7 separate regions of the Mus musculus genome follow, and regions 2, 3, 4, 5, 6 and 7 are each linked to region 1. Evidence: chromatin loops called from intact Hi-C (ENCODE). Cell type or tissue: heart. All regions are shown on one strand.

Region 1 (4,000 bases):
GATCCTCTCTTGTGCCACGTACAAGAGGCCCCTAAGTACTCATGCACTAACTTAGAGAAGGGCCATAGTACAAAATGGTGCCTCGTCAGAGTTGGACCAGGTAGGGAAAGGCTTACCCTCCAGATGGGGGAACAGGCTGATGTGCACAAAGCAGCCATTGGGGGTTCTGAGTGGGGACAGTTAGGTAACAGGCAAGAAGAGGCTGCCCTGGTGATCAGGGATCCTGTTTCTTTTCCATCCATACTAAGAGCTAAGCAGAGGGTCCCTGTGCATCCCATCAAGTGTTTTAGATTTACTGTGGGCATGGCCTCCTCTAAGAAGTCTTCCCTAATGACCTTTCCTTTAGTTACTCCTGTGCTGTGTCCTAGGAAGAAGTCCTTTTCAAGGTCACCAAGAGAGAAGCTGTATCGTGTTTTAAGCTGGATCCTTGCTGTGACCTGGCAGCCTCTTTGTAGAAAGAAGGGCTGTTCTTCACTCAGGCCCAGTGCCAGAGCAATGCTGAGTCCCTGCAGCCCGCTCACTGGGGCTTTAAGGAGGCCAGACAGAATAGGAGGACAACGTGCTGCTCCTCAGTCGTTCCTTTGGAGTCAGCAGCACACAGCCATGCTGGGCATATGGTCCACGCCAAGCTGAGCACTGGGAAGTTGCTGGGCACTGGACTTCAGGTGCAGATGCTTCAACGCCTTCCCCCAAACACTTATTTTAACTATAAGTAACAGTTGAGTGTGCTTTGGTAATATATCTTCCAACAGCTGTCTTCTCTTCCTTCCCCTCCTTCTTCCCTCTCTCTTTTTATCCTCTGATCACTCCTAATTCTTAGGCAATGATATTGTGATGCAGATGCTGAGAAAAAGGGTTCTCTCTAAAACTGTGCAAACAGCCTTTTCCCTTGGCTGCACTTATGGCCAAGTCCTCTGCCTGGCTTCTAGGGTGACCAAAAGCATTAGGCGATGGGATGGGTGGACAGGCTGGAGTTGAGTCTCCTGTGTTCCAGGAGGACTGCAAACAGAAGGCAGGGATGGGGGAGCTATGAGAGAGTCAAATGTCTTCTGAAACAATTTGTCCTCTTTGTCCTTCCCTCTCTCTCAGGGTGAAAAGCTGGTGAGAAGGGCCTAGTCTTCACTCTCCTTTACCTTTAGTTTTAGTGGAAATCACCAGAACAGCCATTCTCTTGGAGTAGAACAGTTGAATACAGCTGCTGCGGCTTCTGGTGGGATAACACTCGTGCCTTTCCTCATACCTTGCTGCTTTACACCAGAATTAGTGTGTTTTAAAATCCTCCCTGCAGCCTGGGCACAGGCCTTTTCCTCTCAAAGGGCCTGACAGGCTAGAGGGGAAGATAACAGCTCCCTGCCACCCCCCTCCACCAAACTCCCCTGAACACTGAAGCGAGGCCCTGAGTAGAAGCCCTGGGCTTATTTTCCAGTGTCTGGTAATCTCGTATCTCTGTACTGCCTTTGTGTCAGCCTCTCTCCAGCACATTGCCTTGTTGTCCTTGAGGGAGGAAGCCAGAGAGCCTCCAGCTTCCTTTGTAACTTCCCAGTTCCTCCGCACATCTGCTCACCCACCCCCAAAGACTTGTTTTAAAGCCCTAACCACAGAATTGAGCCTCTCATTTTCGAATGAGGGTTTGTGCCCATTGCATGGGCAGCTCTGGGTTCGGATACCAGCCATCACATTCTTATTACCTCTACAGCGGTAGCAACTTTTGGGGGTGAGGACCAGCAGAGAGTCACCCCCATAAGCCTTCTCTGGACAAAATCAGTAAGTTAACAAAATACAAGTGCTGTCTCAAAGACATCTTTTCCCCTCAGAAAAATCAGTTCGTCGAGTAGTTAGGAATTCAGATCCTTATGGCCCTTCTCTGACGCTGTGTGACCCTGCGTGGTCAGAGTGGTTCTCAGTTTTCCTTTCTTATCTGCCGAATGGGAACAGAAAATGAGGTGAACTTCACTGCGATGTGAGTACTAAGTGAGATACAGTTTACCACTAATCCATACTAGCTAGTATTAGTAGCCCAAATAGGCAGGTTGCCTCATTCTCAAGGTGTTTCTGCTTTCCAAGCCCCTGCTGGGATTGGGTGGCCAGGGACAGCATCCAACTGCTGGCCCGGCGGGGGTGACCCAGCAGCTGTCCAGGCCTGGACACAGGTGTGGCCCCGACCACAGTGAGGGCGTGGCGAGCCGAGGTTTGGGCAGGCCCGGCGCACACGAGGGCGGGGAGCTGGCCTCGGTCCCGAGCACCGCACAGGGCGTCTGGGCCGTCCCGCCGGGTCGGGCCTCTCGGCTGTGGTCACGGACCAAGCGCGGGGACTAGTCACGCGCCGCGTCACCGGAGCCGTGGGCCCGGGCTGGACCAGGAGGCGGCGGGGGCGCGACGCCACCGGCCCGCCACGCCCAGGCCCTCATCAAGTGACCAGTATCCCTTCCAGGAGAACACGGTCCTTCAAAGAGGGAAGCGCGCTCCAGGCTGCAGCCCCGGCGCCAAGCAGCCGTCATCTCCTTCCTGTGCCGGGTGATCTGTCGCCTCACCCACCCGGAAAAACATAGTCCGCCCCTCTTGTCCTTGTGCCACAGCGCTAGCTGTTGAGAAGGCGCGGCTCTCTCTGACTAGTCCCTCGTCTTGTCCATGACAAACCCTTCAGGACCCACCGAGAGCAGAAATATACCCTAAAAGGAGAGCCCGGGAGAGAAGAAAGAGAGGAAGCCGAGAGGAAGGGAGAGGCGAGGCCCGCGGAGGGACACCAAGACGTCCTCGCAGTGCGCACGCGCGCCGCGAAGAACGAGTTCCGGCCTGGCCGAGGCCTGACTCCTAAAAATAGCCCCGGTGTGGGGATCCGTGCGCGGATGTCCCGGCGAGTCCCGGGCTGAAGGAGGCGGCTCCGGGCGGCGCGGAGTGCTGTGGCGGGCCGGGCCGGGGCTGCGGCGTGTGCGCGCCCGCCGGCAGTAGCGGAGACTCGGTGAGGGGCCGCGGGCGGCGGGGATGTGGCGGCGGCTGGGAAGGGGGTCGGGCCGCGCTGGGAGTGGGGGGCACTACCACGGAGGGGCTGCGAGGCCGAGGAGGGGTGCCCGCGCGGCTCCGGGCGCCGGGGCGAGGCTGGGCGTGGGGCGGCCGGGCCCTCGGGAGAGCGGAGGGGCGCGGCCCCGTGCGGTGGGGGCGGGGTGCCCTGGGGCGAGCCCGGGGGGCTGCGGGCGCGGCGGCGGGGGCCCGCGGGGGGGACTGTCGCGAGCCGCCTCCCTGTGCGCGCCACCTCTGGGGCCCCCAGCCGCGCCGCCCCGCTCCTCCCTGAAAGTTGACGGAGTTCCCAGGGGGCCGCGGAGCCACTCGGTCCATTCCTCCAGCGTCGCGGATCTCGGGGTCTCCCCGCTCCGTAAACCGCCAGTGCGGGGGGCGTCCGGCCCTGTGGTCGCACTTAAAGTTCCCCCACTTCTGCTTCGGGGGGAAGGTTGGTTCACTGGGGCGGGAGGTAGGGGGTCGAACTCTCCCGTGGGGATATCGGCGTTAGGTTGTGTGTCTGGACCTGGCCCGGGCGGTGGCCGGGTTCGAGCACCTGCGGGTGCGGGGAAAAGGTCTTGGGAGTCGGGGCTGCAGAAGGGACCCGCTCCTTGCAATCGGGTAGATCCCGCCTTAGGTCTCAGGGTGAGATGGAAACTTTGCCTTTGGGTTCGATGTCATCTGTTTTTGGGCGGTTGAGGATTAAAGATCAGTGATATTGCAGACAAGTTTGGGAAAGGTGAGCGTTTTCTGAATTAGCATTTCCCCCCTCCCCCTGGAAAAGTGTAACTATCAAATTCTTGCTCACTCGGACCTTAAATAGGTCCCTGAGCTCTGAAGCCCCTGTCATCATGATCCAGAAGGCAACGGAGTGTAGACTGACTACACCGTCGCGCTAACCTGTATGTTTACTGTGAAATTGGGATTCCAGAAATTGAAATTAGAAAGACCTGCTGCGATGTGTTGACAACTATTTTAAAACTAATATTGTATAACAGTTTTCAAG
Region 2 (4,000 bases), 130 kb after region 1:
TTAACCTCAGAAAGCCGGGTAAGATGTGTAGAGGAGCTCTCTGAGTGCTGTGGAGTAAGATAGTTAAAACACAAATGTGTATAACAAAGAAGTATGCCTGAAAAGAGCAGCCACTAAAGTGGCTCCTTGAGCACCTTGCAGGTAGGCAGTACCTGCTAGGAGCTTTCTTTAAAAAAAAAAAAACAAAGTCACTTAAGGCACTGAAATGTGTGTTAGAAAGACCCAACTACTTGGGACTTTGAAAACTGCTTAATAAAATCATATCTAGTCACAGAAAAAAAAGACAAAACCATGAACCCCATGGAAAATTAAAACTGTCATATAAGCTATTTATACCCTTATCTCTGTAAAGTTACACTGTATTTTACATACAGCAAGAGTTTGATATTATTTTGACATCTGTCTTGTAAATTGGAGATAACAAAATGATATGTTTAAGTGAGCAGCTGAACTATATTTGCCTACTTGTACGCTGAGTGCTTGTTTTGTTGAGTAAATGATCAGTTTATTCATTTGCAGAGAAACCAGTGAGGCTTAGGACACTTCACAAATTGGAAGAAACTTGACTTACTCAAGTGAAATAGGAAATATCAATGAGCAGACTGTTTCTAGCATAGAAGTATTTCATAACCACTTAAAAGGAGAAAACCTGTCTTATTCATTTTTACTGTTTTTAAAGTTTAACAGTTCCCTTCCAGTCTCTTCTTTGTCATATGCAAGGCTTTACCCCACTAAGATAGTTTTATTCATGGGAACACTGTTATTTGCAAATGGTAAACATATATTATTACTCAAAACTATAGCATTTATTAGTAAACACTTACTGTGTCTTATAATGTGTTGGCCACTGGGAAAATAAAACACACAGCAGTTTTCTAACAATAGAGTCTGGTAGTAGACAGGCATGTATACAAACTGTCTGGCCAGATGGGGTAGCTATGCAGGGATTAAATGTATATGTGCACAGTGTTAAACTTGGAAGTGTCTCAGAAGCAATGCTGTGTGTAGGAGAGACCCATGTAAGAGGAGGTGGGATTAAGGGACAGGATGGGGCTTTAAATCATTGGCTAGAGAATTTAAAAGAATTTTCCTTTATTTTGAAAAAGCAACTATAATGTAGAGGCAAGTACTATATGCATCGTTTGATATGTATAGAACCTCTGTAAAGTTGCAAACAGCTACTAGAATCCAAATGCCATGTTTTTCTAAAGAAAGATCTTGTTGCAAGTTCCAACAGTCTTAGTTAACTCTCTTATCCCTCTTATGTGCTGAGTACAGTCGGAGGAAGAGGAATTGGAGTTGGTGAGTGTGGTTTCCTGCTTGAACAGAGTTGAAAAATATATAAATAGTACTAATTATTTTAAATGTTCTTATTTAACCTTTGTTCCTTTGTTACAAAGATATTTTTCTATTTGTTTTCCACTATCCAAACATTTTTTAATCAAGAAATCCACCTACTGGCACTACTGATCCTAGTTATGTTTATGTTTATTGCTGTATATATTGGTCCCTTTTATTTGATGGGTAAAGGAGAAGACATATTGAAGTAACTTGTAAAAACAATAGCTATCCATGAACACAAGATACTTAAGCTTTTTTTGCTAAGGAAGTACACAAAATACCTTATGTGGCTTTCGAAATTATTAAAGTGTTTTTAGAAAATGACTTCACCCTCAGAGTCCCTGAGATCGTAACACAGAATCTTGTGTTATGTTTCTTTCTTTCAAAAAGATTACATCATTTTTGGTGAGGTCACCTTTTTCAGAGTTGATTATCTCATCCTGCATGAGGCAGTCGGAACCACAAGGGGGTTCCCTGTTTACAAAAAGAAGTGGCTGTGATTGAACACACACACATTTGCTTCTTACGAGGAATGTTTGAGTCTTTAAAAGCAGCTCTTACCTGTTTATCCAAAACATATTTTATGTTGTTTTTTTCCTGTGGAAAAAAAACTTGACTAAAAATAACTTACCTCTATGTTGGGAACTAAAACCCAAACTCAACAGATGTCATCATATGCATTCCAAGTCTAATTAGATGACTCCGATTTAAAGGGAATAAAAACTTGTGAGTGTTCCAGTGTTAGCATGGGCAGGGGTTAGGAGTGCATGTGAGCATGGGGTGTAAAGGCACCCACTATTTTCATTTCCTTATGATGACATGTTTATGCATGCTGGTGTGTTTTTAACAGTTTCTTTTCAAATAAGTTTCTTTGTTCTTTATCCTTAAAATAAGAGATGATCTTTTATTTGTTCTGTGCTTGCTCATTTTTGGATTGGTATATGAAATATACTCACTGATTAGCTATAAATGTGATGCTAGATTATACAATGAATATCTTTGGGGGGAAATTCTTGAGTTAAGGATGCCACTAATGGTTGCATTATGGTTCAAACTGAAATAATTCATCTTTTACTAGACCCTGCTCTTTACCCTTAAATTATTGTCCTAAATGCTTTAATTATCTATCACTGTGTTGCCCTCTAGTGGTTCTGAAAGTCACTTACTCACGGAACACACTGCTTGCAGGGATCTAGCTGGTGGGCAGACCAAGTATGGAGGGTCATTATTTCTACAGTCTTTGAAGTCATACCAAGAAGTTGCCATGAAGATGCAACTCTAAAAAGCCCAGAGTAGGGATAGCCTACACAGAACCATCTGAACACTATTTTTACCTAGTTTTATTTGAGACCAGATTAAGTCTCTCCCTCAAAAACTCATTGAAATTGTTGACTCAGTGCTGAGCCTGAACTGTTTCTCCACCTGTCATACCAATGTGTGACACTGTGTGACTTTGCCTTCCTTAAAATGACACTTAACTGCAGAATCTCAGAGATAGTTTCTGAGTGTGTTGAAATGTAGAAATCATGAAGATAAGAAAGATCGCTAAAAAGTGTAGTCAATCACACTCTTTACAACTTCATAAACACCCATGGAAGGAGTTACAGAGACAAAGTTTGGAGCTGAGACGGAAGGAAGGAAGGAGCATCCAGAGACTGCGACTGCCCCACCCGGGGCATCCATACCATAATCAGCCACCAAATGCAGACACTATTGCATATGCCAGCAAGATTTTGCTGACATGACCCTAATATAGCTGTCTCTTGTGAGGCTATGCCAGTGCCTGGCAAATACAGAAGTGGATGCTCACAGTCAGCTATTGGATGGAAAACAGGGCCCCCAATGGAGGATCTAGAGAAAGTACCCAAGGAGCTGAAGGGGTCTGCAGCCCTATAGGTGGAACAACAATATGAACTAACCAGTACACCCTGAGCTCGTGTCTCTAGCTGCATGTGTAGCAGAAAATGGCCTAGTCGGACATCATTGGGAAGAGAGGCCCCTTGGTCGTGCAAACTTTATATGCCTCAGTACAGGGTAATGCCAGGGCCAGGAAGTGGGAGTGGGTGGGTTGGAGGGCAGGGCAGGGGGTTGGGAGGGTATAGGGGACTTTTGGGATAGCATTTGAATTGTAAATGAAGAAAATATCTAATAAAAAATTGTTCTTTAAAAAAGTTTAAGCTAATTCAGCATCTAAAAATGAAATCAGTTCAGAATGCAGGGAAGAATCAGAAACGCAGTTCCCTGGAATTCAGGAAGTTACGCAAGGCATTCTGTGCCCTAAACATTTGTTGATGGCTCTGATCCAAAGTGAAGTGAAAGAAAGGAGCCAGCTCCTGCGCCTGTGTTGAGGACTTCCCTAGCAAGAGTGAGGCCACAGTGACTCTGTTCTAAGCCTTGCACTTCTAGAATAATTTTATCTCATTACAGATTTAGTGGGATGGCTGTGAATCAAAAGGAATATAAATATATTTGTCTGTTTAAGTCACCAATGACACCAATAATATAAAGTTTTAACTACAGAAAGTCTGGGGACAGTAAAAAATGCTGTCTTGGGTTCATTTCTAATATACCTCTTCAATTATCAGCAGGAGCACTGAAAACCAGACATGACAAACATGTCTGTCTTTCTTTTGTAACAAATTAAAGGGTTCAGAGAAGT
Region 3 (4,000 bases), 88 kb before region 1:
TGTATGAAGCTCAGTCCATCTGTTTTGTTCTGCCTGTTCTCTCTCCCAAGTGAGGTCAGCCACTCACAGGAAGGACAAGCCACAGCGAGAACAAAGCCCTGAGAGGCTGCAGGACAATGAGCAGACCCCCACCTCTTGAGCCTTTTCTAGAAGATCAAAGTTCCAGACTCCTCCTCCCCGGGGTGAGCACTGTGTGAGCTGAGCATACAATAGGTCGGTCGGCTGGTCGGTCAGTTGTCACAGGCTCTGTTTGCCCACTCTACCTTTCTCCACCGATGACAAGGCGTGACACCACCCTTCTAAATAAAGGTTCCGAGTTCCTGGGACAGCAAACTTGGAGCCTGATTCCTGAGAGCCTATGGCCTGATATTTGGCTCATAAAAAGGACAACAAGGGGCAGGGTGGTGCAGAGAAGGGCTTTAGTGAGGGAGGGAGGGAGATAGGTACCTCTTCAAAGATTGAAGTCAAGATCCCAGGGAGAGCATTCAGGTCACCCCAGGAAGAAACCCCCTCCTTCAGGAGTCCAGGGTGAGCCATAATCCCTGCTCAGAGTCTCATTTCTTTAAACCTAAACGAAGGGAAAGGGGTCACACCCACAGTATCCTCTCAACCAGCACCCTGAGAAGCTGACGGCCGGCTGACCAATGCGCAGGGGCAGGGACATTTTGACCTTTGTTCCCTGCTTCAAAATGAAGTAGCACAGGGCTTGTGGTCACATACCTGCTGAGTGAGTGATGGGCTCCTTGGGACACATATGAAGAAAGTCACAAGCCTAAAGAGGGGCTGTGCACTCAGGAATGCTGTCCTTTCCCTCCTCCCCTCAAAGCTGTGACCCCATTCTCCTCGCTCCATCCTTTATGCTCTCCCTCCATCTCTGTTTTCCACAGAGGGGAAAGGCGTTTTGATTATGAAGCATTTCTGGGGCTGCTTAGGTCTGCCAAGTGCTGGGCTCTTCGTTAGCCCCCCTTCTCAGCCTCTGCCTGAGTGGAGACAGCAGCATTATCTCTTCATTACAGGTTTAGGAGCGCTGACCAAGAAAGGTCAGAAGGCTGCCTGCCCAAGGTCAGACACCCTGCAGCCCAGGGTATGACGGAGGCCCTGCCTGATTCTCCAGCACGGAGCTTGGGAGCATTTGGGCCACAAGAGCTGGATCAGAGCTCCAGTCAGTCTCTGGAGCCAGAAACTGCTGGAGGGAGACACGGACACCCACTGGAAGAGGTGAGGCTGCAGATGTGATCGGCGTGGGGAAGTCAGACAGATAAGAGCTGAGGGACCAGACAGGCAGGCTTCAGTTTTGGTACTTAGACTAGACTTTTAACCCACAGCCCCATGCAAATTTGATTCATTGGACAGTCAGAGAAGAGTATGGAAAAGGAGGCCTTCAAGCACAGGGCTACATCCACAGGGCTCATCAAAGATGCTCGAATGAGTCTTCCCGGTCAGGGACTCTGCTCCTGATGGCACAGCTTTTGGATGTGTTCTCTGCTTTTTGTATCCAGGACACTCTGGAGTGGAAAGCCTATTCTGCCCTCTAACAGCCTGTGGGCAGGGTCACTGTGACCTGGCCATGGGAGTGTTGGAGGAGAGCCAGCCCAGAGTTGTCACAGTCCACTGTGGCCAGCAGAAAGCCCACTCTACTCTTGCCCCAGAGCCTGCCTCACCACCTGGGTTGTGTTCCAAGCAGCTGGGCTTTGGGGAAGCTGGGACTTGGAGAGAATCCATTTGACCAGTGAGCTGCACGTGGCCGGGTGCCGGGGCGCCTGGGGAAGTGTGGTGTTCCAGACATGGTCACCGCCCTGTCTCCTCACCACTTCCTGCCCGAATGCAGAAGCTGAGTCTGACTGGGGTAGGGATCTGGTGACTAAGGACAGAATGGATGCTAGGGACAGCAGAATGGGGAGCTCCAGGTTCGCAGTGCTCCCTCTCACAGCTCCACAGTGCTCCCTCTCACAGCTCCATCTGCCTCCCCCGCACCTGACCTCCTTCTGCAAGAAGCAAATCTTCTATCAGGTTAAATGCCTGCAGCTGGGTGTGCTCAGGAGACAAAGAACAGAAACTGAAGATGTATGGTGTAGGGTCCATCAGAAGAGAGCCTCTTGGGTACGCTCAGCTTTTGTTGGAATCTGCTCTTTATCTGGTCGAGCCCTACAGTTAGGCTCTGACATATATCCCTTGTCCCCAGCTGCTAGGAGCTGGGTGGTACATTCACCCACATCCTGATCTCTCAGCTACAGCACAAACCCCCTTGACTAAGCCTTCTTCTGCACAAGGCAACTGTAGGCCAATGGGGAGACAGTCCGGAAATGTGTTATGTCTGCCCTGTTCTCCCTGGATGAGCAAGCTGACCCCCCATGACATTACTTGCCAGGGGATATGGCAGAGATGAAACTAGAATCAGGTGCACACAGAAGCATTTCCTGGTCCTACCCCATGGCTGACTTGGTTACCTGCAGAAGACTCCAGGAATCTGTGTGGACTACCATATCCCCCAACAGCCAGCTTGGTTCTGTTGTACACCAAAGCCCAAGAAACTCTTCCTAGCCAAGGAAAGGGCAGACTGTGGAGTGTCATGGGCAGCCGTCCCATTATGAGGTGACCTTCAGGTTCTAATTGGGAACCAACCGTAAGACAAGCCCTCCAGAAATTTTACTCTACCCTGAGACAGTTGAAAATCCTGATGCACAGCCTGAACCCCGCCAGCGAACCCCAGATTACCGAGGGTTAGACCCAGTTTCCCGCACTTAAAATTTTAAATTAATACATATAAATCTAAAACTTACACACATTAATGGGGAACCATGGAATGTGTCCTCATTGCTTAGTGTTTATCTCCTTGAACATTTAGGCATCAGCACACTTTCAAGTTCCGGAGGTGATTCTGATGAGGCCAACAGCCACCTGCTTGCATGCTTTCCAAGCCAGCAGGCATCTCATCCTGCAGGAGGGCTGTGAACCAGTCAGACCCTTTTCCTTAGGTTCTGTTTTAAGATCTGCATTTCTAAGATGCTCCTAGGCAATACTGGTGCTTCAGGAGTGAAGCCAATGAGGTAGAAGAAGAGGCAGAGGAAAAGCCACACGTAGATCCCAGTAGCCATCGTTAAGGTGTGACGGAGGCTTTCCAGAACAGGTCCTACCTGGTCCTATTTACCTAAGTGGTGACATGCTGCTCCCCGGGGCAGGTTCTTCCACACACCCAAGCTATGCATGGGAACCTACCCTCTTTCTTTGAGTCTAATTGCTGCTATATAGATGGGGAATTGGGACCTGGTGTTCAGGGCCCTAGGGAATGGCTGGGCAAGTTACACACCATCAGGAGCCACCATCCCATGAGCCTGAACTATGCCCTCTTCCTCCCACTTGTTGTCAAGCCTAAGAGGCTTCCTGCTTAAAGCCCAGCAGGTCGCCATGGAGATTTTCATAGCGTGCTTCCAAAAACCCAATGCCTATGTTTGCTTTAACTGTTCAGCAATGCCCCTTGGTGTTTTCCAAAGGAGCTGTCTCTTCCTTGTGGCCCCTAATGATGGGATGGTTAGATCTGGCTTGTGGTACATGGGTGGTACCCACCAGACTTCATCCTCCATCCTACTTAGCCTGGCTGACCCAGACAACCCTGCACTAGGTTCTTGGCTTGGGAGGAGCCCAGGGCCTCCCTCGCTGCCACCACACATTTCTGATTCCGTCTCCTCCCCAGGGAGATAAACCTGCTGGAGGAATTTGTTTTCTCAGGCAGTGCACACTGCATCCCACAGAAGTGCAGCTGAGTCACTGTGCTGGTTTCCTCCGAGAGCCGCCTCCCTTCCAGCCTGCTCAGGCTTCTCCTTTCCGGGAGGCGCTTCCTGACCTGACTACGTGTCCTGGGTGGTTCTGTCTTGTGATCCGAGACCAGCTGCCACCACATTCCTTCCATGACACTTGGCTGGTGTGGGTGGGCAGCTGTGAGTGGGCTCTTATCGGTGGGGCCCCCCACTACAAAGAGAACTCAGCGGCCCAGGAGGCCAGC
Region 4 (4,000 bases), 78 kb before region 1:
CTACCACGCACTAGGTGACCGCGCACGCCGATTATTGTGTGCTGTTTGTTTCAGAAAACCAGAAAAAGGGATTGAGGGCGTTTTACTATTAAAAATGATAACTATTTGAGGAAATAGATACATTTGACCTGATTTGGCCATTAGATAGTTTAAATAGGTTTTGAGATTTTATAAGCTACCCACTAATATGTACATTTTTATGCTTTTTTGTATCTGTTTTAAAAATATTTTTATATATTTGTTTACTTATTTTATGTATCTGAGTACACTGTTGCTATCTTTAGACGATTCTTTGAAGAGGGCATTGAATCCCATTACAGATGGTTGTGAGCCACCATGTAGTTGCTGGGAATTGGACTCAGGACCTCTGGAAGAGCAGTCAGTACTCTTAACCACAGAACCATCTCTCTAGCCCTAAAAAATAATACATTTAATTTAAAATTTCAACGTGTGTAAAATAAACTAGCATAACATGCAGCTGTCACATGGCCCAGCATTGCATTCTGGGTGTTTATTTTAGAGAAAGGAAGTATATATTCCTATAAAACTTGCCCACAAATATTTATAGGAGCTTTAGAAATTGTATACTCACACTGAAAACAAACCAGGTGTTCTCCAATGGTGAATAGTTAAACAGACTGTGGTACATCCATTTCCAGGAATATTAGCCAGCAGTGAAAAGGAACCAACTGTTGATATATACAACCTGGATAAATACAGCCTGGGTAAATCTTCAGGGAACTGTGCTGAGATAAAAGCCAGCCCCAGATGTTATGTGCTGTGCTGTGCTGTGCTGTGCCACTCCATTTGCATGCCATTCATAAAGTGACATAATCATAGAAATAGCAGGCATCTTTGATATTTCCTGGGGTGAGGAATGGAGTGCAGAGAGTAGGAACTAAGATTGGGAGAGAACTAGTTATATTTTAAAAACACTAACAGGGTCTTATGGATCTCTCTTGACTGTTTCTATGCTGATGGCCTTGCTGTAAAACTTTGTATAGTTTTGGAAGATTTTTATCATTGGAGAATACTAAGCTAATGGGTATATGGTATTTCTCTACTTTTTCTTATAGCTGTTGGCAGATCTACAATGATCATAGAGAAAGCACACACACACACAGACACACACACAGACACACACACACACACACACACACACACACACACACACGTGTTGCGGCATGCATGTGGAGGTCAGAAGACAAGTTTCATGGCGCTGACACTATCCTTTTTTCTTTTCTTTTTCTTTTTTTTTTTTTAAGGCAGGGTTTCTCTGGTTTCTACCCGTGCATGCGCTGTGTTGGGCAGCCCTGGAGCTTCTGGCCAATGCTCCTGTCTCTGCCTCCCATCCAACCATAGGAGCACTGGAATTATAGCTGTATATTACTGCACCAGGATTTGTACATGGGTTCTGGGAATCAACCTTTAGTCATTAAGTTTGCATGTCAAGCCCTTTGACCCACTAAGTCATCTCCTTGGCCCAACACATTTTTATTACATTTATTGAGTGTGTGTGTTGGGGGGCGGGAATGCCTGCCACTGCATGCCACGTCAGTGGACAACTTACAGGAGTCAGTTCTCACCTTCTACTGTGTGAGTGCTGGGGCTGGAATTCAGGTCATCACACTTGATACCCAAAGTCTTAACTTGCTGAGCCATCTCACTGAACAATGTAAATGTTTGTTGTAGGAGCTAACTGACTTATAGGTCATTTGTTACCTTGCCAAGTCAAGCAATGGCTAGGAGCACCCACACAGGAACAGGCAAAGGGAATCAGCTGGGAGGACCCACAAGGCATAGGAGAGCACGTGTATGGGGTTCTTGCTATAGCAGTAGGTCAACCTTACATGTGCTTGCAAATTCATACAGAACCAGCTCTGCCCACACCAGGTCTACTGGAAAGAACTCAAAAAGACTCCTCAGGGGAAGGGGATTGGTTGGAAGGGATACTTTTAGTTTTAACTAGACAAACAAGCAACAACAAACCCACTTCATTTCAGAGATGAAGGGAAGGCTTGGCAGAGAAGGAAACAATGGCAGAATTCACAGAGCTGGGAAGAAATTCAGAGTCTGGTTCCAAACACCGGCCTTCTGACTCAGATCCAGAGCGGTAGCGCCAGGAAATAGGCCAGCGGAACCTCCTCCAGCTTGGACTTGGGTGGGAGGGGGCTGTAGATAAGAAACTCTCTGGAGAGGAAGAGGCTTGGGCAAAGAGGACCTATGAGGATGTAGAAAGCCGGAAATAGGCTTGGCTGGGATTTCCCCTAGCTTCTGGTGATGTCTACAGAGGGGCTGGAAGACCAAGACAGGAAGTGACATCTATTGTCTGAGGCTGTGCCCAGCACACCTGCCTCCCAGGGTCTGACCATCCAGGCTGGAGACCAACCATAGTCAAGTCACTAGGGTGTGGTGTGGTCCTGAAACTACAGCTCAGAGAGTCCTTGAGTCTAGGGAATCTTGGAAATCCTTGAGACAGAGGCCCCATGTGACTTGAAAAGGGATAGAAGAGAGTGCAGGATAGCACAGAAAGAGGCAGCTTCTTAAGAGAAAGGACAATGGCCTAGAAGCAGAGGACCCCCTATAGCCAGTTTGCTTAGCCCACGTGCTGCATAAAGCCAGGTCCTGATGATGCTCCACTGGGATCCACTGGGATCCACAGAGGAGTCTTGAATGAGAGCAGAAACCAACGCGTGCTTCTGGATGAGAGAAAGCAGAAGAGGTGAAGTTGGCTGTAGGGGTGGCCATTCCTACAACAGCAAATGCAGCAGACTGAAGAATGCAAAGGGAAGTTGAGAACCAGAGAAATATTTTACTAACTATATTTGAAGTAGATCTTTTAGCCAGAGCAAGGAGGACTAGGTATGGGCACCTGTTGACTTCTTGTCACTCACTCCACAACCTTGCTCTCTTCTCTGAGCCTAGGGACTAATTTCCTTTGGTGTCCTAGTTAGGGTTACTATATGGTGGTGAATATATGACCAAAAGCACCTTGAGGAGGAAAGGGGTTTATTTGATTTACACTTCCACATCACTGTGCAAACATCAAAAAAAGTTGGGAACTCAAGCAGGGCGGGAACTTGGAGGCAGGAGCTGATGCAGAGGCCATGGAGGGGTGCTGCTTATTGGCTTGCTCCCCATTGCTTGCTCAGCTTGCTTTCCTATAAGACCTACCACCACCAGCCCAGGGACGGTACCACCCATAATGGATTGGGCTCTCCCCAATCAACCACTAATGAAGGATATGCCCTATAGGCCTGCCTACAGCCTGATCTTATGGAGGCATTTCTCAATTGAGGTTCCCTCTTCTCAGATGATTGTAGCTCGTGTCAAGTTGCCATAAAACTAGCCAGCACAACCCATTCCTTATCAACTTGACACACAAATACATCACTGTTAAGCCACAACCTTTCTTCTCTTTTTCATCCCCCCACCCCGATCACACACTAATAAAGACATTACAATATACAGCATTTTGCTTAAATTTAAATTAAACTTAAAAAGTACCAGAGCTTAACAAACTCAAACACTTTAAAAGTGATCTCTTTAAAACTATCCAGTTTTTTAAAGCCCAAAGCCTCTGTAAAACTCCAGGTTTTTTTTTTTTTTCCAAGTTTAAAAATCTATCAACTGTGAGTTTCTGTAAAATCAAAAATATTTCCTTATTTCAATAGGGAAGAAGCGTAATCTGAACCCAGGAAATTCAAACTCCAATAATGGAAACAACTCAATGTCCAATCACTGGGATTCACTCACGATCTTCTAGACTTGGATCGCTTCTCTGGCACCACCCTCTGCAGCACACACAGCTTGTTTTTCAGTCTCTGGCTAACCCACTGCATCTCTGTTGCTGCTCTTGGTGGTCATCTGTGCTTGGTGGTCATCCCACGGTACTAGCATTTCCAAAATGCTGGGACTTTCTTGCTGCAGTTGGATTGTACTTTCATCAATATCCTCTCCTGGGTGGGGACTCTAGTCCTAACACACAGTGCCAAGCCTC
Region 5 (4,000 bases), 72 kb before region 1:
AGTGCTCAGTTTTCACCTCTGAAGGAGGCTTGCACCATTAGCTCCCCTGGTTCTCAGGCCTGTAGACTAGAAGTAAATCCTACCCAGCATTCCTGAGTGTCCACCTAGCAGATGGCAGACTGTGGTACATTCTGGCCTGCACAATCATATGAACCAGTTCTCATATTATGGCTTCCTTTAAAAAATATTTTAAAATCATATTTATCTATTTGGTTATTGTGTACTGGTAATCACGTAGACACATGCATGCACATGTCTTGGTGCATGTGTAGAAGGCAACCCCTGGGGAGTCAGTTTTCTTCTGGTACCAGGTGGTTCTGGGGGACGAAACTCAGGTCATCAGGATTGGCAGCAGGCACCCATGTCTTCTGTTCGTAGTTTTTCTAATCTATCTTCCATTGGTTCTGCATTAGCTTAAGGTGCTATAACAAGACACTACTGATTTGGACATATTAAAGAGCAGACATTCCTTTCAAGTCAACAGCAGATCTCGTCCTGGTAGGGACCAGCTTTCTGGCTTGAAGACAGCTACCTTCTCTTGCATCTTCATAGTGTGAAGAGAGAAAATCTAACCTTTCTCTTCTGACCGAACTGTGAGTTCCACCCTCATTTCCTCACTTGAAAACCTCCCAAAGGGACTGTCCATACCGTTACACGTGTGAATCTTTAGGAGACACAAGTGTACAGTCCATAGGCAAGGAAGGAGTTAAACTCCAAGGACATTTATCACAATAATTAAGCCCTATCAAAATTAAGCAGGCATCACTCTCCCTATGATAACTGGACCTTTCAATGTCAAGCCCAAGGACTCCTGCTCAGCTTCTGGGTGTAATTCATCTGTCGAGACAGCTCTGTATTAACCCACTAATCTATGTATGGCTAATGGCTCAGGACGGTACATTGACCTTGACTTTAGCTGAAGGTTTTCTTTGTGGCTGCCCTCCCAAATAAGTGCAGGGGCTGGAGGTGGGTGGCTTGGCACAGCCCTGGTTTCCCTCCACGACAGGACTCGGGGATAGAAAGCATTCCTTTTCTATCTTTTGGCGAGGATTTTACAATCCTGCCTTGGAGCCTCTCCAGGAGTCAGGCGACTCTGCATCCTTTGCAGCTACCACCCATAGGCCAGCCACTTCTGGCGTCATGTGCCCAGCAGCAGGAATGGACGCTGCCTCACAGAGGGGACCCCAAGAGGCCGGACCCCTGGTTGTTAGACCCAGGTTCAGACCCCTGGGAGACCCAAGGGAGGCCAGAAGCAACAGCTGGTTGTTTGGATTCACCTTCCTGTTTTGGGAAGGAGAGACACGGACATTGTTAGCTGCTAACCATGACTTTTGCCCCTTTCTGCCCCATAAATGGCCATGGGGCAAATGGTCCCTGATGGCTGTAGGCGCTTGAGGTTGCGAAGCATGCTGTGACCAGAGCCCAGAGGACCACCCTGGGCCTGGCATGAGTGGTCTCAAAGTAGGCTTTGCTTTTTATTAGAAGCCCCACATAAACCCCAAGTTTCCAGAGGCATTCATTAAGGGCCCCCTTTTCTTCTTTGTCTCCTTAGACACTAGACTAAAGAGCTACATTTTAAATGTTCACTTACTGATTTATGCCCTGCCAGCTTCCATGAGGGAGACAATAAAACCACAGGTAGAGTGTGGCCAGGCACACGTAACCAAGACAAAGGAGGGGAACAAAGGCGGAGAATCATGGCCAGCCTCAGGCTTTCAGGATAGCAGAATCTGAGATTTCATTCTCTGGGTATCTTTAAACTTCACCCAAGATGTAAAGGTTACTTCCTTTATTTCTGAACCACTCCTCTGCTGGTCCCATCTGAAAGGCAGCTCTGCTTTTGTGACTGAACAGGGAGGGCTGATTTCTGCTTACAGGAATTGTTCACTGCTGGGCTGGCTGGCACAGCGGCTGAGGATGAGGCTGGCTTCCTCGCTGCTGTCACTTGACAGCCTTCAGCACGACGCCTGTGCCCACAGAAAGCCTGGGAAGGATTGGATTTCTCAGCTGAGTCTGCACACTGGTGACACGCTGTCCGAGCTGGGCTCAGTCTGGCTTGCAGCGCTTCCTCATTCTCCTTATAGGAACAAAGGAAGAAACCCAGAGCGAGTTTGAGACCACTGCACCTGGCACTGTGGGACCCCGAGCCAGCAGAGGAAAGCAGAGTATACTCCCTGGAGGAGGCAGGCACAGGCCCAAGTCATGTCCGGAAGTAAAAGGGGAAGGGACAGGGGTGAAAAGTGCTGAGTGGGGGCTTTGTACCCTGTCTGTTAGGTTCCCTCTGGGGAAGAGGGTTAAGCTCCACCCCCACCCCTTTCTAATCTCTGAGTCTTGAAAACAAACCCAGGGAGCTGCAAAGTTGAGGTTGGGGGATGGCAAATTCAAGGCCAGCTTGGGCAACTAAGTGAAACCCGGTCTCAGAGAGTGGAAAAGAGGCTGTGGGTAGGGCTCACTGGTAAAGCACGTGTTTGGTATGGAGGATGGCCTCAGCTAAATCCTCAACACTGTAATAAACAAACAAGAAAACAAAACCAAAGAGGAACACAAAATTCCCTTTGGTTTCTGTCAATAAGTCATAAAGAAATTTGTCCTCAAAAGCTTCCATGGATGGACTGGGTGGGGTTCAGGGATAGAGAACCAGTCTTGAACAAAGGTCAAGACCTAAAGACACAGAGCACGGAGGTCAAACCATGGGACCCTTCATATATGAGGACAGTCATATATGACTCTGCTTCATATATGAGAACTTTTTCCAGTACATGTTTTCTTACTTACAATATGGGAAATGAAATCAAACTACAGAAATGAAAAGTCACACATGCAGATGATTACAAAAAAACATTTGTGTGTGTGTGTGTGTGTGTGTGTGTGTGTGTGTGTGTTCGTGTGTTCCTTCCCTTTCCTGGAGTGCTCACACCCCTTACCAAGGACAGCTGCCAGAAGCAAGCTTGCCTCTCCCCTCCCTCTCCAGCTCTACCCCTCCCTGGCAGCAGCTGATGCCCCTGCATAGGTCAGAGTTCCCTGGGGCAGCTGGTCCTGGTTGGGACCTGGGAGGCTCGCTCCCTGTGTGGAGAGCCCCAGGGCTGGAATGCCAGCTTGTGAAACCCCAGCCAGCTGACCTTTTGGGATGGTGAAGCCACCTGTGTCTTAGAGGCGGGGGATGGGGGTGGGCTGTGCAGAGAGAGCCAAGGGAGGTGCCAGCTGAATACAGCTCTGTCATTCACCCTGGCTTCTAAGCCACTTCCTTTCCAGGTTTCTCTTCTTCCCTTTCGCATCCTCAGCCCACACCCCACAGCCAGTGGCTAGATAATGAGAGCTGAAGCTCATCCTGTGTTCTACACGTGGGCTTCCCCAGTCTCTGCAGACCCCTCCCATCCTGCTGCTCCTCCATCCCTGAGACTTTCATCTTTCCATCTCAGCCCAGCTTATTGATGGCCTTAGGGCTCTCTGGCCTGCATGACACTCTATCTTCTTAGACTTCACCACTGCCTGGCATTCTATACACACACAGCTATAATATTCTATGTACTATCTAGAATTCAAGGGCCGAGGGGGGCAACTCTAGGCCTGATGCCAAGGGAACGCTCAGGAAGTGTTTGTTGGAAGAAGGCATGAGAAAACAACTCCAGAGAGATCAGGTAACTTGGCTCCATGCCACAGAGCTGGGGAGGAAGGGTGAGCACCCATTGCCTCTGGTTCCTGGGTACCCTGGTGTCTGAAACACCACCTCTGTGCCCCATTCACTGCTCAGACACCCCTCCCTGCCCTCACCTCCACAAGAAATAATCTACCATTGCTGTCAATCACCCCCTAACTCCCACCCAGGCAGTATCACCAAGAGGCATCAGGAAGATCAAGGGACCCCACTAGCCCAATGCATGTTTTTTCTTAACTGCTGAGGAAGAAGATGACCATGTCCCCCATGAGCCACAAGGGAGCCTCCTCCTGTGGGGTGCTTCTGAAACCATGCCTGGCGGCCCATTGAAGATGTGCAGGTGAG
Region 6 (4,000 bases), 150 kb before region 1:
TGCTTTTGTGCAGTTGGGCCCTGAGGGTGCTGTGGAAAGACCCAGCGCCAGGAGCTCCCGCTTGACAGGTGAGCGGTAGCCTGCCATACAGTTCCTCCCACGGTGTGCCAGGCTCAGGTGCCTCCTTGTTCAGCTATTGCTAAGCTGAGTCATAACCCTCAGCACTTCATGTGGTCAGCGTAACTGTAATCCTCAGCGCACTAGAGCAGTCTCATGGTGGAGCTGGGCTCTGAACCCTGGCAGTCAGGCTCCATCCCTGCATTTCAGTCACTCTATTGGACAGTGAGAATACTGTTGAAGGGGCATTCAAAAAGACAAAACTAATATTCCCTAGTAGTCTGAGCAAGATAGTTTTGAAATACATATGTATAGCCAGAGCCAGGAGTGATGACATATGCCTTTAGTCCCAGCACTTGGGAGACAGGCAGATCTGTGAGTTCAGAGTGAATCCCAGAATAACCAGGGCTGTATCAAAGAGAAGCCCTATCTTGGAAAAGAGAATAGAAAGAAACACACATGTGTATATCTGTGTGCATTCACATGCACATGCACTGAAAAGCCTGAAAGATGTCAAGTCAACCATTTTTGTGACTAGTCTTGGAAGGAGGAATTGGGAATTACAAAGTCTGAGATGCCTAACTGTTTTGTGTTCCTTCAAAAAATACTAGAGGCAGAGTGTTCTACAAAGAAAGAATGTTTATTCTGCTCATAGTCACAGAGACTCAAGAGCATGGAGCTAGCATCTGGTCAGCTGTGGTGGCACCTCAGTGACACAAGGACATGTGATGAGGCAGGAGAAGTGAAAGGCATGGCAGAAGCTGGGCTCCGCCCTTCTTATTCCAAAGCCACCAGATCAGGCTCATTCACTCAATGTTCTATCGCGATGAAGAGAGACTGTGACTATAGCAGTTTCCTGTAAAGGAAAGCATTTAATTTGGGCATGAGTACATTTCCAGTTTTAGTCCCTTATTGTCATAGCATGAAGTGTGTAAGCACACAGGCAGACATGGTACTGGAGAGGTCGCTGAGAGTTCTGTATCAGGATCCGCAGGCACTAGGAAGAGGCCATGGGCCTGACTTGAGCATTTGACCCAAAGCCCGTCTCCATGACACACTTAGTTCAACAAGGCTACACTTCCTAATCCCTATTAAGTGTAGTGCTACTCCCTAAGACCAGGTGTTCAAGTCTGTGAGCCAATGGGAACCATTCATATTCAGCCCAGCACAGGTATCATCCACTCATGACACTGAAGTTTCCAGGATCCTACACCTCATGATAGCCCCATTTCTTTTTTTTTTTTTAATATTTATTTATTTATTATATGTAAGTACACTGTAGCTGTCTTCAGACACTCCAGAAGAGGACATCAGATTTCGTTACGGATGGTTGTGAGCCACCATGTGGTTGCTGGGATTTGAACTCAGGACCTTTGGAAGAGCAGTCGGCACTCTTAACCACTGAGCCATCTCATCAGCCTAATAGCCCCATTTCTTAAAGGTTCTGCCAAACATGCCGTCACACTGGCAACCATTGCCAGCAATTAACTTCTGGAGACAAGCTCCAGCCAGAATGTGGTTGGCACACTTGCATTTTTAATTTTCAACCCTATATGCACACAAGATTGTTTTTACATTTCTAAACAAAATGTATGTGTGTAACACGTCTGTGAAAGTCCAAGCACAGTTTTGTGAAGTTGTTTCTTCCATCTTTACATGGGCTCCAGGGATGATCAAACTCAGGTCTGGAGTTTAGCATCACAAATGCCTTTATGCACTGAGCCACCTTGCTGGCCATAACAAAAAATTCCTAATTTACCAGAATGTTTGACGATATGTTGCATAAAAGTATACATAATATCAACTGATTTCTGTCAATATGAATATGAACATTTGTGTTTATGGACATGTGTATACATATGCAATATTACATATAAACAACTGTATATTTGTAGAAAAGGTTTGTCATGACTTACCAAAGAAGATAGAATTTTATTTTTAAAAATTGATAATCAATTTAGAAATTGAACCTTAATTGCTAAAACATGAGTAGGCCACTGATTCCTTGTAAGAAATACTTTGGTGCTCTGTGCATCTCAGAAGGCACACACTGGCATGTATTGACCTATGCACACTAAAAGGGCCTGGGGGAGGCAGCCGTGAGGTGGCTCCCTTCAGGCTGCTGTCAGTCCTGGAATGACACTCTGATTCTTGGAGGGAGTCTTAGTCTGTGCTGCAGAGTGACTACATGAGCACTGTGGGTTCGAGGTCCTTGCACCTTGGGACCAGGACCCTTTGGTTAGGTGTGCAGAACACGGCCACACTCCCTCCTCCCTCTAGATGGCAGTCTACTTTTTAATGACCTCTTCCAGATAGTTCTTTCCTGGTGTGCTCTCCTGTGAGATGTTTCACACCTCCTTGCCCTTTCTTTTATTCATATCACTTCCTTCTAGAAAACCAAGTCATATCAGAAATACATTATTTGCATGGATGTTCGGGATTTTTTTTTCCCTCTAAGAGAAGCCTATTGACACCCTCAAGGTAACTTATGCTAGGTCCCATAAGAAAAATACTCTTCAAAAGATATATATTTGTTTGGTTTTTATTTTCCCCTAGTATCAGGATGGAACCTAGAACCTCCCATGTGCTAGGCAAGTAATGGGCCACTGAGCTACACCCACTCCTGCCCTCCTTACATTTCATCTTTTGAGGCCAGGACTCATATGTTGCCCAAACTGGCCTTGAACTTGCTGTTCTTCTGTGTTCTTCTGCCTCAGCCTCCTGGGTAGCTGGGAACGCAGGCCTGTCTTAACTAACTGCCAGCAGGTGTTCTGTTTCTTTCTCCTTGCCTTATTCAGAAATTACTAATCAACCACCTACTGTGTGCTGTGCTCCGTACTAGGAATTTACAGTAACTACATCACCTAACTCTTCCTGCTCCCAGAGTCTAGGGCAGCCTCTGGTTCTGCACGGGGATGTTCTCGTGAGAAAATTGCCACAGCATAAATGTAACAGTATACGACACACTGTTAGGTGGCTTTTCCACAAGTTATGTGCGTGGGACTTCATTCTATCAGCTCATATAAATATTATTCTTCTTTTGGCTTGAATTTCTGTAATGAGTCAAAGATATGCTTTTTATTTTTAATCAGCAAACACATTACAAGAGAAAATCCCACATTTCTCACGATGCTTGTGGGCTCTAGTCTGTGCCAGCAGCGTTGTGATTTGTCTCGTAAGGAATCATCGTAGTTCTGTATTTTAAAACTAGCTCAAATGCTCTTTCTTCTGCCTCAGCTGTAAACACACAGATTCTACGTATGCGTCATGCCTCGAGGTCTTTGTAGAACTTGTCGGCAGCCTTTCCTAACTGGAGCTATTGCTTAGTTCTCTTTCTCCCTTAAAACCGTCAAGCCTCTGGGGCCACAGTGAGCACACAGTGAACTTGCGTCAGACAACTGGACCATCCACACACTACACAGACACAGTCTGTTGCTACAGGAGCCTCTCAGAAACAGATAAGTGTGCAACCCTGTCGTGTCCTTGTAGCCCAGGTAGAACCTCTGGGCCACTCATCCTGCCAGCAGGCCTTCATAGACTTCCTTCTTTTACTCAGAGGCTTAACAGTTAGAAGCTTACTGGTTCCAGCATTAAGGATAGAATATCCTTGCTACGAAGGAGTTGGCTTCCCGTAATTATGGTTAAAACCAAGACTAAGCCGGAGCACTCCCCAGCAGTTGTGTGTGCTCCAGAGGCTCCAGTCCCTCGGCTTCTGAGGGCAGCTACACTCGTGTACACAGCCCCACACAAACACACACAAACAAGTAAAGCTAAAATAAATCGTGAAAGGCAGAGTCCACTTTTATCAGCTAATTCTCCAAAATGCATTATACACTTAATATCTTTTGTGTCTAAAGCCATTTTACTTGTGACTTATACAAATGTATATATCCCAATGTCGAATAAAAATAACTACAGGTAGAGTTCTGACTTTAGTAACAGA
Region 7 (4,000 bases), 260 kb before region 1:
CTTAAATGCCTTTCTTCGGCTGCTAATTCTGTCTGTTGCTGCTGGCCGTGTTTGAGATGATCCTGCCTAGCTCAGGATTGTGCCTGCCGTTTCTTTAATTGGCAGGGGAGAAAAACAAAATAAAACAGCAAGCAAACAAAACCCCAGAGCCTAACGAAGACCCCCTAGACTGTATCACATCTGCCCTGGTTTCTGAGGGAAAGGCGTGGGAAGGGCAGTGTCTACCACAGAATGTCACAGACCTGTTGTGTTTATAACATACATGAAATTCTTGTCCCAAGTTATAAACATTTAAACATTTTCACATTTAAGGGGAGTTTGAAAGCAACATTTTATGCCAGCATGAGAAACATGTTAAAGTTTATTTTTGTATTAGTTATGAAAAAAATTATTGATGTAACTGTTCATGGGATTTCTATTTTCCATGTACTGAAAATGTGGGATTAGAAAGAAGGGCGTGATACCACAGAGCACCAATAGGGGTCAGTCATGACCTGCTCAACAAATAGACACTGTTTCCTAGAACCAGCAGGGGTCAGTCATGGCCTGCTCAACAGACAACTGTTTTCTAGGTTGAGAGATGGATTTACTTGTTTTGTATTTCCAAAAGGCAGCATCCTCATGAACTACGGTCTTCTCAAAAGTTAGTGTACCTGTTTTTACATATAAATACAGTGTGTTTCACTTGTCAGTCAGCTCACACTGACACATGTCAGTAGCAGAAGTATAGTTTCAGTGTTTTATATATAGCTCTAACTCAAAAAAGCAAAACTTACCAAGCAGCTTACCATGGAATGCTATCTGATAGTCATGTAATAGACCAGATCCAGTGTCGCTAGTCCAGCAGATGAAGCTGGTGAGGGCCTGAGCCTTTCTCCCCTGCCCTGCTCTGTGCTTTAACGGGAGCATGCTGATTGAGCTCTTTGCCTTACAGTTCTCTGGTTTTGCTAGGTATGCCCATAAATGGAAGCATGTGTCGTTACTAGGAAAGATACCAATACTAAAAGACCATTCCAGGGATTTGTGACATCCGAAGAAACATGTTTGAATGCATACTGAGTGAGGGTTCACAGCTTGTACCACTTAAATGTTTAAGTAGGTCTGTCAGCAGTGAGATCTCAAAACTTCAGTCGTTTCACAATCTCTATGTTCAGTAATGCAGCTTATGGCAAAAGGGCATGTCCATATATACATAAGCAGTTAGACTGTACCTGTATGCATGTATGAAGTTGTTACTTTCTTATCTAAAATAAAACCAGTGGATTTCCATTCTGTTTAGGGTTTCAAAAAAAATTTATGCCTTAGAATAAAATATAAGCCCATGTATTAGTCATGTCTCTTATCATGGTGGCCTGTCTTTTCCACCTCTCAAACTGGGCCTTGCTTCCTGAGGCTGCACAATCTTCCCCAAAGAGCACCACCGTCCAGGGACCAAATGTTGAAGCGTTGAAGCATGGGTCTGTGATAAAGTTTTACATTACAACCTAGCAGTCCTTGCCACTTTGTGTAAAACTATCTTTATACTTGATTTTTACTTGGTTTCGCTTTTAAACTTACATACACTTGGGGGAGTATGTGCACGTGTGAGTCCTGGGGTCCAAGGAGTCCAGAAGAGGGCGTCAGAGCTCCTGGGACCAGAGCTACAGGTGGTTGTGAGTTGCCAGACAGGTTCAAGAGCAGGATAGTTTCTATTACTTCCTGTTGCTGTGATGAGAACGCTGCTGGAGCCCCAGCTGAGAACTCACACCTTGAGCTGCAAGAACGAATCCCAGAGCCAACTAGGAATGACAAATGGCTTTGAAACCTGAGCTTTGCCTCCTGTGACATACTTCCTCCAGCAAGGCCACACCTCCTAAACCTCCCAAACAATGGCACCAGCTGTGGAGGGACACCTCATTCAAGCCATCACAGGTTCTTAAGGCTGGCCAGGCCCCCAAGCACAGCTGCTTTTGTAGCCGGGTTTACAAAACCTGTTTTTATGTCTTTAGGACTACTGTTAAGGCATTGTCGGCCAATAGTTAATTTTCTAAACACCTCCTGCCCTTTTCCCTTTGCACATGTTACGTCTGTGCCCAGAAGGTGAACCAGAACTACCCCCCTTTCCACCTCATGCCAATCTCATATTCATCTTTAAGAATCCATGCCAGACCTGTTTTTGTTTTCTGAAAGCCATTCCTGGTTCTGCCATTAAAACTAGCTTACCTTTTGGTGTTTGGAGGATGTGGAATGAAAAACCCATTCTTTCTGTTTTTATAGTGTCCATCTTCATGTGCTTATAAATCTGAGCCATGTCTGTAGTTAAATACAGTTATTTACAGGAACAGCCCTCCTTTCACCCCACTCTTTTCAAGCTGTGAGTAGAATTGTAGAAGTTGTCCTTTGGAAAAGGACACCACCCCTACTCCAGCATATTTCATCTATTTCATCAGTCTGCCATCCCTCTAAGATAAAACTGTTGGATCACAGTCCTTGTTTCTCTTCATTCTCAACCTCCTTTCTCTCCGAGATCTGCCTTTCTTTAGCAGCAGGGGTGGGGAGCTGGGGATTGAGGGCTGTAACTGTGAGGCCACCATAACTAAGCAGTCCTAATAGCAGTGCCTTGCTCACACTTGGGAGGCAAGCATCCAAAATTAGGGTGCGCTCATCAGGGTAGGGTCCCCTTTTGGGGATTATAGAGTCTTGCGGGCCCTTCTCTCTGTGTAGGCTGTTGGCAGACCCTGGCATTTTTTTGTCCACAGTTGTCTCTTTGGCCCCTCAACCTCTTGGCGGTGGCCTTCTTCCTTACATGCCCTGAGAGGTGCCTGGTTTCTCTAAGGCAGCAGTTCTCAGCCTGTAGGTAGCAACCCTTTGGGGTTGAACGACCTTTTCCGGGGGGTGGGGTAGGGTGTTACCTGAGACTGTTGACAGATATTTATGTTATGATTCATAACAGTAGGAAAATCAGTTATGAAGTATCAACAGAAATAATTTAATGGTTGGGGTCACCACAACATGAGGAACTGTATTAAAGGGCCCCAGCATTGGGCAGGTTGAGGACAAATGTGATAAGGGATGCTGATTTTAACTGTTTGACTATACTAAGTGCCTTGTGATTAGTGTAAAAATGAATCCCAAACATGCTAAGTTATTATTTTCACATTCTCAAAATTTATATCCCAAGAAGATATTCTGTTATACTTAAGGGAATTAAAAATGTTAATACTTTTTAAAGATAAAATTTAATTCTGAGTTTTTGATTTTCAGCCAGAAAACCTTGCTCAGAAGCTTCCAAACCTTGTGGAACTGTGAGTGTGTTTATTCATTTTTTTTTTAAAATAAGAATGGGAACTTGAAGTGATTTGGAATAGTGGGACATATAATTTTAATTTATTCATCTGTGGTAACGTTTGGGTGTGGTTGTCATGCTGCTGCTCTGGGTAGATGGGAGGCTTTGCTAACCCCTGCAAAGGTGTGTTAGAGCCTTTAAGATGCTGACATAGCTCAGCTCAGACAATGAAGATGCTCTTCTGGGAAGTGCATGTTCCTGGGAGAATCCTACTCTTGTTATTCCTGTGTCAACCTGGATGTAGGCTCCCTGAGGGCACAGTGATGCTGGAAAACTTGGGCCTTTCCTCCACGTCTTAGTAGTGCCAGTACTTTGGAAGATTACCTTCATACTGCTACAAAACTTACCTTTTTGTTTCTGTTTTCTTGAGGTGCTGTGTGCCTTCTGTGTGCATGATAGGGAGGGCAGTGCTTGCCCACTGAGATACATCTCAGGACCCCTCAGTGCTTTTGTCAATTGTGTTTAATGTTTTGTCTGAGTGTGCACATATGTCTGTAGCGGTAGATAATCTAAAAGTCCTCTATGCTCCCTGTGAGTTCCTCTGCGGCTCTGTACCCACCCAAGAGCTCTGGATTCACAAATGAAAGATACACACACACACACACACACACACACACACACACACACAAAGCAACTTTTATATTTTAATGTGCCTGGTGTAGCTCTCGGCACTTC

Evidence for each region. Peaks named below come from ENCODE experiments on the same cell type or tissue, not always from the same donor. Only the 100,000 strongest peaks of a DNase experiment are listed, where the experiment ranks them.
Region 2: it touches region 1 in a loop (4-fold over the local background); 15 of 42 quality-filtered maps call a loop at or near these places.
Region 3: a loop joins it to region 1, with 5 times the contacts of the local background. A loop is called at or near these places in 10 of 42 quality-filtered maps.
Region 4: a loop joins it to region 1, with 6 times the contacts of the local background. A loop is called at or near these places in 14 of 42 quality-filtered maps.
Region 5: it touches region 1 in a loop (3-fold over the local background); 12 of 42 quality-filtered maps call a loop at or near these places.
Region 6: a loop joins it to region 1, with 2.7 times the contacts of the local background. A loop is called at or near these places in 10 of 42 quality-filtered maps.
Region 7: a loop joins it to region 1, with 4 times the contacts of the local background. A loop is called at or near these places in 23 of 42 quality-filtered maps.

The regions. Positions count from the first base shown.
Region 1 is chr7:67,371,672-67,375,671 of GRCm38, reverse strand. Mef2a (myocyte enhancer factor 2A) reads left to right here and starts at 2,814. Exons shown (of 11, transcript NM_001291195.1): 1 at 2,814-2,959. In heart, a CTCF peak has its summit at 2,313; DNase peaks (open chromatin) are centred at 1,511, 2,441, 2,771 and 3,421; H3K4me3 peaks cover 2,424 bases; H3K27ac peaks cover 3,903 bases.
Region 2 is chr7:67,241,823-67,245,822 of GRCm38, reverse strand. All of the region lies in intron 8 of Mef2a (myocyte enhancer factor 2A), which reads left to right. Among named protein-coding and RNA genes, the nearest start is that of Lysmd4, 21 kb to the right of the region's middle. In heart, CTCF peaks have their summits at 1,798 (motif pointing right) and 2,491 (motif pointing left); no DNase peak of the experiment used is centred here.
Region 3 is chr7:67,459,835-67,463,834 of GRCm38, reverse strand. No RefSeq gene overlaps it. Among named protein-coding and RNA genes, the nearest start is that of Gm33926, 21 kb to the right of the region's middle. In heart, a CTCF peak has its summit at 3,706; DNase peaks (open chromatin) are centred at 74, 1,114, 1,764, 3,794 and 1 weaker place; H3K4me3 peaks cover 277 bases; H3K27ac peaks cover 3,406 bases.
Region 4 is chr7:67,449,843-67,453,842 of GRCm38, reverse strand. No RefSeq gene overlaps it. Among named protein-coding and RNA genes, the nearest start is that of Gm33926, 11 kb to the right of the region's middle. In heart, CTCF peaks have their summits at 2,191 and 2,391; a DNase peak (open chromatin) is centred at 2,232; H3K27ac peaks cover 1,186 bases.
Region 5 is chr7:67,443,837-67,447,836 of GRCm38, reverse strand. No RefSeq gene overlaps it. Among named protein-coding and RNA genes, the nearest start is that of Gm33926, 5.4 kb to the right of the region's middle. In heart, no CTCF peak of the experiment used is centred here; DNase peaks (open chromatin) are centred at 1,046, 2,116 and 3,136; H3K27ac peaks cover 2,562 bases.
Region 6 is chr7:67,519,473-67,523,472 of GRCm38, reverse strand. The region is part of intron 9 of Lrrc28 (leucine rich repeat containing 28); the gene reads left to right. Gm34079 (a long non-coding RNA gene) reads right to left here and starts at 2,676. Exons shown (of 5, transcript XR_003946792.1): 1 at 1-2,676. In heart, a CTCF peak has its summit at 2,320 (motif pointing right); a DNase peak (open chromatin) is centred at 2,262.
Region 7 is chr7:67,627,579-67,631,578 of GRCm38, reverse strand. It overlaps Lrrc28 (leucine rich repeat containing 28), which reads left to right. Exons shown (of 10, transcript NM_175124.5): 3 at 3,244-3,284. Among named protein-coding and RNA genes, the nearest start is that of Lrrc28, 16 kb to the left of the region's middle. In heart, a CTCF peak has its summit at 1,617 (motif pointing right); a DNase peak (open chromatin) is centred at 528; H3K27ac peaks cover 357 bases.